Regions from separate parts of the Homo sapiens genome. Here region 2 is linked to region 1. The links are chromatin contacts, found by Hi-C in ENCODE. All regions are on one chromosome and are shown on one strand. Each heading gives the region's core, a stretch centred on a gene start or an enhancer-like site at or near the end of the contact. The rest is flanking DNA. Distances are from core to core; before and after follow the strand shown. Region 1 holds the start of FAM76B (family with sequence similarity 76 member B). Region 2 holds the start of BIRC2 (baculoviral IAP repeat containing 2).

Region 1 (4,723 bases), core at 1,501-4,000:
CTTTATGGATAAGTTCTCCATAACCAAGAATTTGCTATATTTGAATCTCTAAAGAACAGCTTCACAAATTTCACACTGGATTCAATACATGTAAAACAGGTATATAATTTGACTGTTTTTAAATGTTATCACCTTTCCATCAAAGTATCTATAGAAAATGTCTTTCATAAAATATGGTATGTTGAAATATCTAAGAGCATAGCAGTAGTTTTTTTTTTTCGAGACGCAGTCTCGCTCTGTCCCCCAGGCTGGAGTGCAGTGGCAGGATCTCAGCTCACTGCAAACTCCGCCTCCTGAGTTCACGCCATTCTCCTGCCTCAGCCTCTGGAGTAGCTGGGACTACAGGCGCCCACCACCATACCCGGCTCATTTTTTTTTTGTTGTATTTTTAGTAGACATGGGGTTTCACCGTGTTAGCCAGGATGGTCTCCATCTCCTGACCTTGTGATCCGCCCTCCTCGGCCTCCCAAAGTGCTGGGATTACAGGCGTGAGCCACTGTGCCCAGCCAGCAGTACATATTTTTTTAAAAGGTCCAGCTTTATGAAAAATATTAACTGGTAACAATGACATGAAAACATAAGACATACTTACCGTCCCAAATTGCTTCACATTTTGAGCACACTTCTTACAAATTGTGTTAGTTTTGCTGAAAAATAAATTGTATATAGATCATGTTTATGTAGCTTTCTAAAGTAATTAGCACAATGTCAAAATAAAATGAGTCAAAGATTTGTTGTACTTAAAACTTTAATAAGGACCACGGATTTTTTTCAAATATACAAGGATATTTTCAGAGTTGTTTTACCCAAATTAACTTATGACAAATGTTTTTATACATTTTTATTGCATATTACTTTTTGTAAACAAAACATCTTAATGTTTCCTATATAGCTCCAAAATCTTCACACTTGACACTATTACTGCACAGCATTACAATACCAGTGCCTACCTAACCTTCCACTTGGCTACTGTCCAACATTATAATGCCCACACCTATTTATGAAGAAATTATTTGTTCTTTTCTGAGGCTACTTTCTGTATATACTCTCAGAGTGGAACTGTTAAAAATGTTACGTACTACTCCTCTTCTATGTAACAAATTATTAGATTTTCACCTTGGAAGGCAGTTGGTAACACTACAGACCTTTCCTCAGATCCATTAAGGCTTTACCATTTTTTTTTAGTTTAACATAACTGTTTACATTTGCATTTTCATTAGCAAGGCTGTACATTTTCCATGTAGTATTATTCCTTCTCTCATATAAAGTCTAACTGTAAATTAACCACCACTGGTTTTTTTCGCAACATTCTCTCTCCCACCATGTATAAAAGGTTTACAACTTAAAATTTCTGGGGCTAAACCATTTTTTAAAAATACTTTCATAAAAACATGGGATTACAACCCCCAAGTATTCCATAAAGACAACACTTGTCTTTAACAGTCAAAAACTATTCAGTATACAAACCTCTCTTGTTGAAATTCTGATCTGCAGTAAGTACATTTTACAATAGGATGTGCAATCCGACATTCCTGTAATAAGACAATACATTAGTCAGTATCTTTCTGAAAGTCCCAAATCTCACTTTTCTGGTAGAAAACTGTTTACCCAACCTAGTGAAAGTCTAAAACATTTATAAAACCTGGCCCCAACGTAAAGAACTGGATGCTTTATCATATAAGTGGCCAATCACAATATAATTCCTTAGGGAAGGCACAGGTGTCTTTGTCTTTAGTAGACGTGGGGGTATATTACAGACAAATTAAGAAAGCTGTCAGGGCCTATTTCAAGGATTGGTTAAATGTGAAACTACTTATTATTTTGCACCGTTGCTCACAGACAGCATCCAGGCTTTAATGGGATGGGAGGAGCTCCAAATCAGAGCATTCTGTTCCCAAACCAGTCGCTTCGCTTTCCTGGACAGGGAAGAAGGATGCCATCAGCTTTGCGGCTTCGGGTTCCTAGCAAGAAAGTGCAAAAACCGTCCCCTGCCTCCTGGTGGAAGAAGAGGACAGACCAGGCAGAAAACCGAGATGAAAACATCTCCACCCCTGGGTCTCTGCGGCATAGACAGGTGGCTGCCTCACTCAACCCCACTCCTGAGACCCCCAGACGCTGACGGGGCCCGGCACCCTCCTGGGCCGCCTGGAAAAGGGCACGATTCTGCCTCCCTTTCAGGGTCCGTTCCCAGCTAATGTTCAAGCCCCCAGAAAAAGGGGTCCCCGAGTGGGGAGGCGAGGGCTCCAGACTCCCAAACCCCTGAGGCGCCGGCGAAGAGGGGCTGCAGTGCAGCGGCTACCCGGCCCCCTCCGGCTACGGCCGAGGACACCCATCCCGCCCGCCTCCCGGAGCCCACGGACCTTGCAGAGCTGCTGGCCCTGGGAGAGCTCCTCGAAAGGATAACGCTGGGTACACTTGGTGCAGGCGTACAGGGCCGAGGCCGCCATCCTGCTCCTCAGTCTCCTCCTCCGCCGCCGCCCGCTCCGAGGCGGGGCCCTACGGAGAACCCGAGAGCCGCCGCCGCCCGGGCCGCGGGCTCCTCCTCCTCCCCCTCCCCCTGCCTCGCGCCCACCAGGGCCTCGCCGCGAGAGCCCAGGGCCCCGCGGACGACGCCACCGTCTCCCTCCGCCTCCACTTCCGCCCCAGCCCACCCAGTGACGCCGTGCCAGCCGCTCCCGCTTAGGCCCCGATAGCGGCGGAGGGAGACGAAGCGGGTAGGGGGTTGCTGTTTAGCTGTGCGGCCGTGGATCCGCTTCCTTCTCGGCCTCCCTTTCCCATCCCTGATTGGCTGCGAAGGCTATCGCGTCATTCGATGGCTCCTCCCAACTCCCAACTTCCGCGACGCAGGAAGCGCCCACAAAGGGAGGATGTCGCCGGCCAATGACATCCCGGAGCTCTCAGCGCGCGAAATCCGCTTTGAACCTGCCCCGCCCAAAGGTCTGCGGTCGCGGCTATTTCTAACAGCCAGTCCCAGGTTTGGCTGAGAGCGCCCCAATCCAATTGAGCAAATGTTCGCGAAAGGCTCGTTCTCTGCCGCAACTTTTTTTCCCTTGCTTTCTATTGGACTAAATCGTTAAGTCCCTCCTAATCCTATTTGTTATTGGCCAAAAGGTAAATACTTCACCTGGAGAGGCGTCCCCGAGGCAAATTCACGCTCTCTCCGGCGTTTAATCCGAGGGAACTCGTGGAGTGCTTTAACTTCGCCTTCGCTTTTGTTTTATCTCCATTACTCCCTTCAGTTGCCACTGGCGACACCACTACTCGCCCACGCTTCTTACTGGAGGAGGCCCGACCCTCCGTAGAATCCCCGCAGAGCCGGCCTGTAACCCCGGCGTTGTCTGCCCCAGCGGGCCCCGTTACGCGCTACCTTGTGACGTCACCAGGGAAGAGGCGGATTCTCTCCTACTACAGAAAGACGTCTGCTGTTTTGATTGGCTAGGAAAGACGTCCGTTAGGACGTGTTGCCCTTTCTGTGTAAGCTGTGAGCGTAGGCGGCCCTGAGGGGGTGTGTTGCAGGGGTTTCCAAGCCCAGCACCAGCACCCTTGCCCTTTTCCATCAGGGGTTCAGCCTAGGGTCCCCGCTGGTGGGCGGCTCCCGAGTCTTGGAGAAGAGCACGAGAACCTAGACCGCCCCCGAAGTGCGGAGACCCCCTGGGCAGGCTGAAAGATGGCGGCGGCGTCTGTCTCTGCGGCTTCTGGTTCTCACTTGTCGGTAAGAAGCAGTTGGCGCGAGTGGGCCCCACGTCGGCCCTAAGCGCCTCTTTGAGTTTCCTCACGTTTCAGGGCGCTGTCAGTCCAGCTTCTGACGCAATTCTGGAGGTCGGCGGGAATGCCTAGATTGCCCCGCGCTCCCCAAGCTTCCATTCACTGTGGCTGTGTCGAAGCTGCACCCTCTGGCTCCCAGTGAAACTGGGCTGGCCGCCCCTGTTCCCCAGCCCTTATTCACCTTTTGGCGTAGCAACCAACCCCGGTTGCCTAACATTCCCAAGGGCCGGCTGGGATAACTGCCCACTCCCTGGCCTGCAAAAATGTAGCTCTTTTGGTCACGTGGGTTCAGCGGCCCCTCTAGGAAACTCGCCAGATCAGGTGAGGCGCGCCAGTGTGTTTAAGAGACGTTGCAGAATAGTAGTCCGCCGTCTCTCGAGCGCTTACTAGTCGTTGCTTATGCTGTTTCCTATCCCTGCAGTGCCTCCCACTCCCATCCACATTAACTTCGTTGTGTGATGCTCGTAGCCAGAACGCGCGCTTCCTGTCACCTAGAATTACTGGAACTTCAATGTGGAAATGCCCTTTTGGAGAGGCGACAGGGGGAATTGATTTTAAATATTGTTTTCGCCTCATCAAATGTCACCATCCAGTTTAGTTACTGGTATTCACTGGTATTTCTCAAATTGGAGTGTCGAATGCTTAGGTTTTTGAAAACCGCGGCATTGGAAAGCTTTGATAGGAAGTAAATGTTGGAGCTCTTATTTCTCCAGTTAGCAAATGTTCGATGCCTGGTATACTGTTAGGGTCCAAATGAACAGAATAGAAACCCTGCTTTGAAGGAGAAAAACACTGAAGAGAAACTACACGTAATTAGTGATTACTGCGCAGTATAGTTTAGGAAGTGCTACCGTAGTAGAATAATCTAGAGGGGAGTGATTAACAGTGCTTGGGTAGGCTAGAGAAGGTTTCCTAGAAGGGAAGATGGAGCTAGTTGCGTGTCGAAGGAATTGTGATT
Region 2 (4,723 bases), core at 1,375-3,874, 6.6 Mb after region 1:
AGTTACAGATGTGTAATCAAAGAGGTTAAATAAAACCTTGACTTCCTGAATTTGAATCGGAAGTATCAATGAGTTCATAATATATTTGATTTAAAAGACAAAAACCAAATCAAAACAAACCCATACTAACCAGCTCTGTCCATTGAACAGGTATAGAAACAATCAAACTCATTAACAACACGACAAACATTTTTTGTTTGTTTCTTTGTTGTTCCTTGCAGCGCCAGCTTAAAGGAGACATCCAGATTATGCTCTTTAAATATCATTTCCCACTAAAGGATCCAGGGCACTTAGGAGTAATGGCTTATTATGGGTATGGAGTAAGAAATACACAAAATGAGCCTGGAAAGCAAAGACTACTAGGAAAGTATCAGAAAGACTCAGGAGCCAACCTGAGTAAACTCTCACCGGCCTAAAATAAACAACTTGAGCACTAATAGTGGTAATAGCTACAGTGGATTACAACTCACCAAACTTCTTTAAATCCCTGGATTCATAATGATGGCTGTTTACTTTTGAGGGTTTTTAAAAAAAATCCGGCAGAGATTTTTAAATAGTATATGGTAGTGATCTAATTTTATTTTCCATTAGAATAACCATTCATTCAGCATTACTTATTGAGTAATTAATCATTTTCTCATTAATACATAATGCCAGTATATCAAATTCCCAAATACATAGATATGGGTCTCTTCTTGGGGCTCTGTATCTCCTTCCTTTAATTGTCCATCTTAGGGCGTTTAATAATACAAGACTGTCTCAATTACTATGGCTTTATTGTAACTCATTACCTGGTAGGACAAGACCTTCCAATCTTACTTTTCTTCTTCAAAATTGTTTTAAATACTGTAAATTTTTTTTCTACATAAATGTGAAAAACGTTAGAAGGGCAACTGCAGCAGACATACATAGCTTATTTTTTTAAGATTAACAGCAACTTTATACTAGCAAAATGAAAAAAAATTAACTGAATAAACAGGTAACTGAATTAACTAGCTGTAACACTAGACTACAAAGTTATACAAGATTAAAAGTTATGAGGTACTATTTATTATATGTAAATATTACAAATATTTTTTGTTAAAAATATCTAAGGCTTTTGAGTTTTTGAAATGCAAGCTTTCCCCTATACTTAAGTATATTCATTATCTTACTGCTTTGGTCAGGACAAGAACTGAAAAAGAGAAATAATCTTGAGTTCAGAATGAACAATTCTTGCTATATATATTTTCCCACATGTGTTAGGAATGTTCTGTAAACCTTCCGAGAAATAGTGACTTGAACTAAATACTAAACTACTACCAAGCCCCAGGTGCATTTTTGGAAGTTTTTAGTCATTGGGAGCCATGGCATTTCTTTTCTCTGTATTACAAACTGTTACACTCACTTTCTTTGACTATTAACATTGGAACAGTAGACCTCCTGTTCTGTGACTGACTGGCAGGCAGAAATGACACAGACAGGAAATGGGAAATGGTTCAGGGTCTTGGAATTCCCCCGGCTCCCTAATTAAGTGGCTTGCTATTTGGAAGTTTTTTAAATATTTGCCCCTTGGAGTTCCCCAGAGAGAAGCAAGCATCGGATTCAACGGGCAAAGAGCGTCAACTTCAAAAGTCGTTCGTTGGTTGTCATACCACAAACATTTACTGCACGACACTGTGTCTATGGCACTATTGGGGGAGTATGGCGGGGGGATACAAAAGGTCCATGACTAGCAAAAGCCAAGGGTTTTTATTTACAAATTTTCTATTACCTAAGCATTAAAAAAAATTGGGCTCCTCTCTGGTTTATGTACAATTATATGTGCATGTACACCAATACACAGGCAGACGTATATATTTCATTTTATTGAAACATTCAGAAAATACTGGGAGTGAAGCCTGACTTGCAATACAGTTCTCTTTGCTGGCAATGAGCATCTGAAATAATGACACTTTTTTCTTTAGTGCATATGAACTGTTTGTCTCCAGAACAGAAAACCAAAAGTTTAAAAACAAGATACTCCCGTTGACATCAAGTCTTCAGAATTATTCATCTGATGCTTCCTAGTTTCCAAAGTTTCGCTTTTTTCGATTTGCACAGGCAGCTGTTGAACGCTGATGCTACACAAACGGTTACAATTGTTTACTTAAGCAAAAAATGCCACCAGACTGACTCCATCCTCAAAATGCAGTCATCTGGACGGGGGGAGGCATCACACTTGGGGAGCCTTGCCAGGGGCCAGATCATAACCCTGAGGTGACACAGGGTAGGACGCGCAAAACCACCGGCGCCAGGGCGTTTCCGCAGGGTTTCCCAAAACTCAAACGCAGCGGCTCACGGTTTGCCACGTCCCCCAGGAGAATGGTAGACACAGAGAGGAAATGTGGAGAGGGCACAAACCGCAAGGTGAAGAAAACGAACAAACACCGAGTTGATACGGATAGTCCCCGTTCCCCTGAGGGCCGACCCCGTGACTCCCGATGAGCGTCCAGTTGCGCCGGGCATCCTGGCCTCCCAGCGTCTTTCCCGGAGGTTCATCGCCGCACGGCGGAAAGCGCTCTCGGTTCCGCTTTCCGGCCCCAGCCTCCCGGGCGCCCTCGCGCGGCGGCTAACGCTGGTCCTCGGCCGGGCGCGCTGACGTCATCGTGCGTCAGAGTGAGCCCGGATGGGGCGGCGGGCTTCGGGAGCGCCCGGGCTGATCCGAGCCGAGCGGGCCGTATCTCCTTGTCGGCGCCGCTGATTCCCGGCTCTGCGGAGGCCTCTAGGCAGCCGCGCAGCTTCCGTGTTTGCTGCGCCCGCACTGCGGTGAGTGCTGCTCCTTCCGGGCTCGGGCGGCGTGGGGCGGGTGGGGACGCGAGGGCCCGCGGGGGCCCACTTCCCTGATGTGGCGGCGAACGAGGAAGGACGGGGCCTGAGGCCCTTCGGCCAAGGGTCGAGGGTCGCCGGGGGCTCTCTGCTTTCTACTCTCGCCAAGGTTTTATTGGATTCGGAAGCCCCAACTTCGAGACTTGCAGTCAAAGCGATTTTTAAAATGACTTGTTTTCAAGCCTCTGGCCGCCGCCCACTCTTCTGGCCCTTGGACTTTGACCAAGATGTTTTCTCGCAGTTTTTGCAAGGTTTTAAACTTAGCCCTCGGCGTTCTTTTAATGTAATACATTGAAACGAAGATATTTCGGTGGCGGCGATATTTCATATTTCATAGTTGCCACTGCGCTCTGTCATTCCAGTAGTCGTCTGTTGTGTATTGTGAGAAGCAACTCTGGGAAATTATTGGGTAAATCCCATAGTTTCTATTCTTTTCCCTTCCATCCTATCCCCTGCCCAGCTGCAATTTGCGTAAAGAGAATGCAGCAGTGCGGTGCACGTAGATAAAAATCTTTCATTTAAAGATAGGATATAAGACCGGGTGTAATTAAAGCAATCATGCCAGTGGTCGTAGTGCCGGAGCCACTGTTTCACAGGCCACTGTGTTAGGTTTTGTTTTCGAGTTGCTTTCTGTGGTCGTTGCTTTGAAATTGTAAGGGAATGGCAGAGTTTAAGAGTTTATATTAATGAACTCGTGGTGCATTTTACTGCAGTTTTCCTAGTCGTGGAGAGACTTGATATTACAAACTAACGTTGCTGTCTTAATTCCTGCTGTACTGCTGCTGACAGGGTGTAGTGGAGTGTCTGTCTGTCTTTTTAACCAATGTGCCTTTGCCTCCAGCAGAGTGCCAGAGTTACCTTTAGGCCAGAAAAGGGGAGGAGAGCAAGGACAAAATGTTTCCTGTGTGAAAATTTCCATCTGTCTCTGAAGTTGTGCGTTTTAAAGACACGTATAGTTAGTGCTATGGGGAGTATGTTGCATTTACTTATTTTAATTAATAGCTTTTTCATTTAGAAAGTTGTGACAAATTGCTGGAATTAAGATGTATTATCTAAAGTGTGAATTATTCTTAGACTTTACTGAATAAATTGAAGAGTATGTAAGTTCTATTTGGCATGCACATACAGTTTTCTAAAATACTTTTTGTTTTTTCTTTTCAGATTTACAACCCTGAAGAATCTCCCTATCCCTATTTTGTCCCCCTGCAGTAATAAATCCCATTATGGAGATCTCGAAACTTTATAAAGGGATATAGTTTGAATTCTATGGAGTGTAATTTTGTGTATGAATTATATTTTTAAAACATTGAAGAGTTTTCAGAAAGAAGGCTAGTAGAGTTGATTACTGATACTTTATGCTAAGCAGTACTTTTTTGGTAGTACAATATTTTGTTAGGCGTTTCTGATAACACTAGAAAGGACAAGTTTTATCTTGTGATAAATTGATTAATGTTTACAACATGACTGATAATTATAGCTGAATAGTCCTTAAATGATGAACAGGTTATTTAGTTTTTAAATGCAGTGTAAAAAGTGTGCTGTGGAAATTTTATGGCTAACTAAGTTTATGGAGAAAATACCTTCAGTTGATCAAGAATAATAGTGGTATACAAAGTTAGGAAGAAAGTCAACATGATGCTGCAGGAAATGGAAACAAATACAAATGATATTTAACAAAGATAGAGTTTACAGTTTTTGAACTTTAAGCCAAATTCATTTGACATCAAGCACTATAGCAGGCACAGGTTCAACAAAGCTTGTGGGTATTGACTTCCCCCAAAAGTTGTCAGCTGAAGTAATTTAGCCCACTTAAGTAAATACTATGATGATAAGCTGTGTGAACTTAGCTTTTAAATAGTGTGACCATATGAAGGTT

Evidence for each region. Hi-C counts contacts between places; a loop is a spot of excess contacts on that map. Pooled maps may share reads with other maps.
Region 2: a pooled map shows a loop between it and region 1 (10-fold over the local background). The contact joins the promoter of BIRC2 here to the promoter of FAM76B in region 1. A Hi-C loop is called at or near these places in 4 of 50 pooled maps.

Annotation. Positions count from the first base shown.
Region 1 is chr11:95,787,032-95,791,754 of GRCh38, forward strand. It overlaps FAM76B (family with sequence similarity 76 member B), which reads right to left and starts at 2,751. Exons shown (of 10, transcript NM_144664.5): 1 at 2,361-2,751; 2 at 1,468-1,532; 3 at 593-647. The coding sequence starts at 2,447. CEP57 (centrosomal protein 57) reads left to right here and starts at 3,467. Exons shown (of 11, transcript NM_014679.5): 1 at 3,467-3,712. The coding sequence starts at 3,668. RefSeq lists a silencer at 2,359-2,778 and enhancers at 3,279-3,748, 3,712-4,375.
Region 2 is chr11:102,344,590-102,349,312 of GRCh38, forward strand. It overlaps BIRC2 (baculoviral IAP repeat containing 2), which reads left to right and starts at 2,625. Exons shown (of 9, transcript NM_001166.5): 1 at 2,625-2,787; 2 at 4,009-4,723. RefSeq lists an enhancer at 3,177-3,246.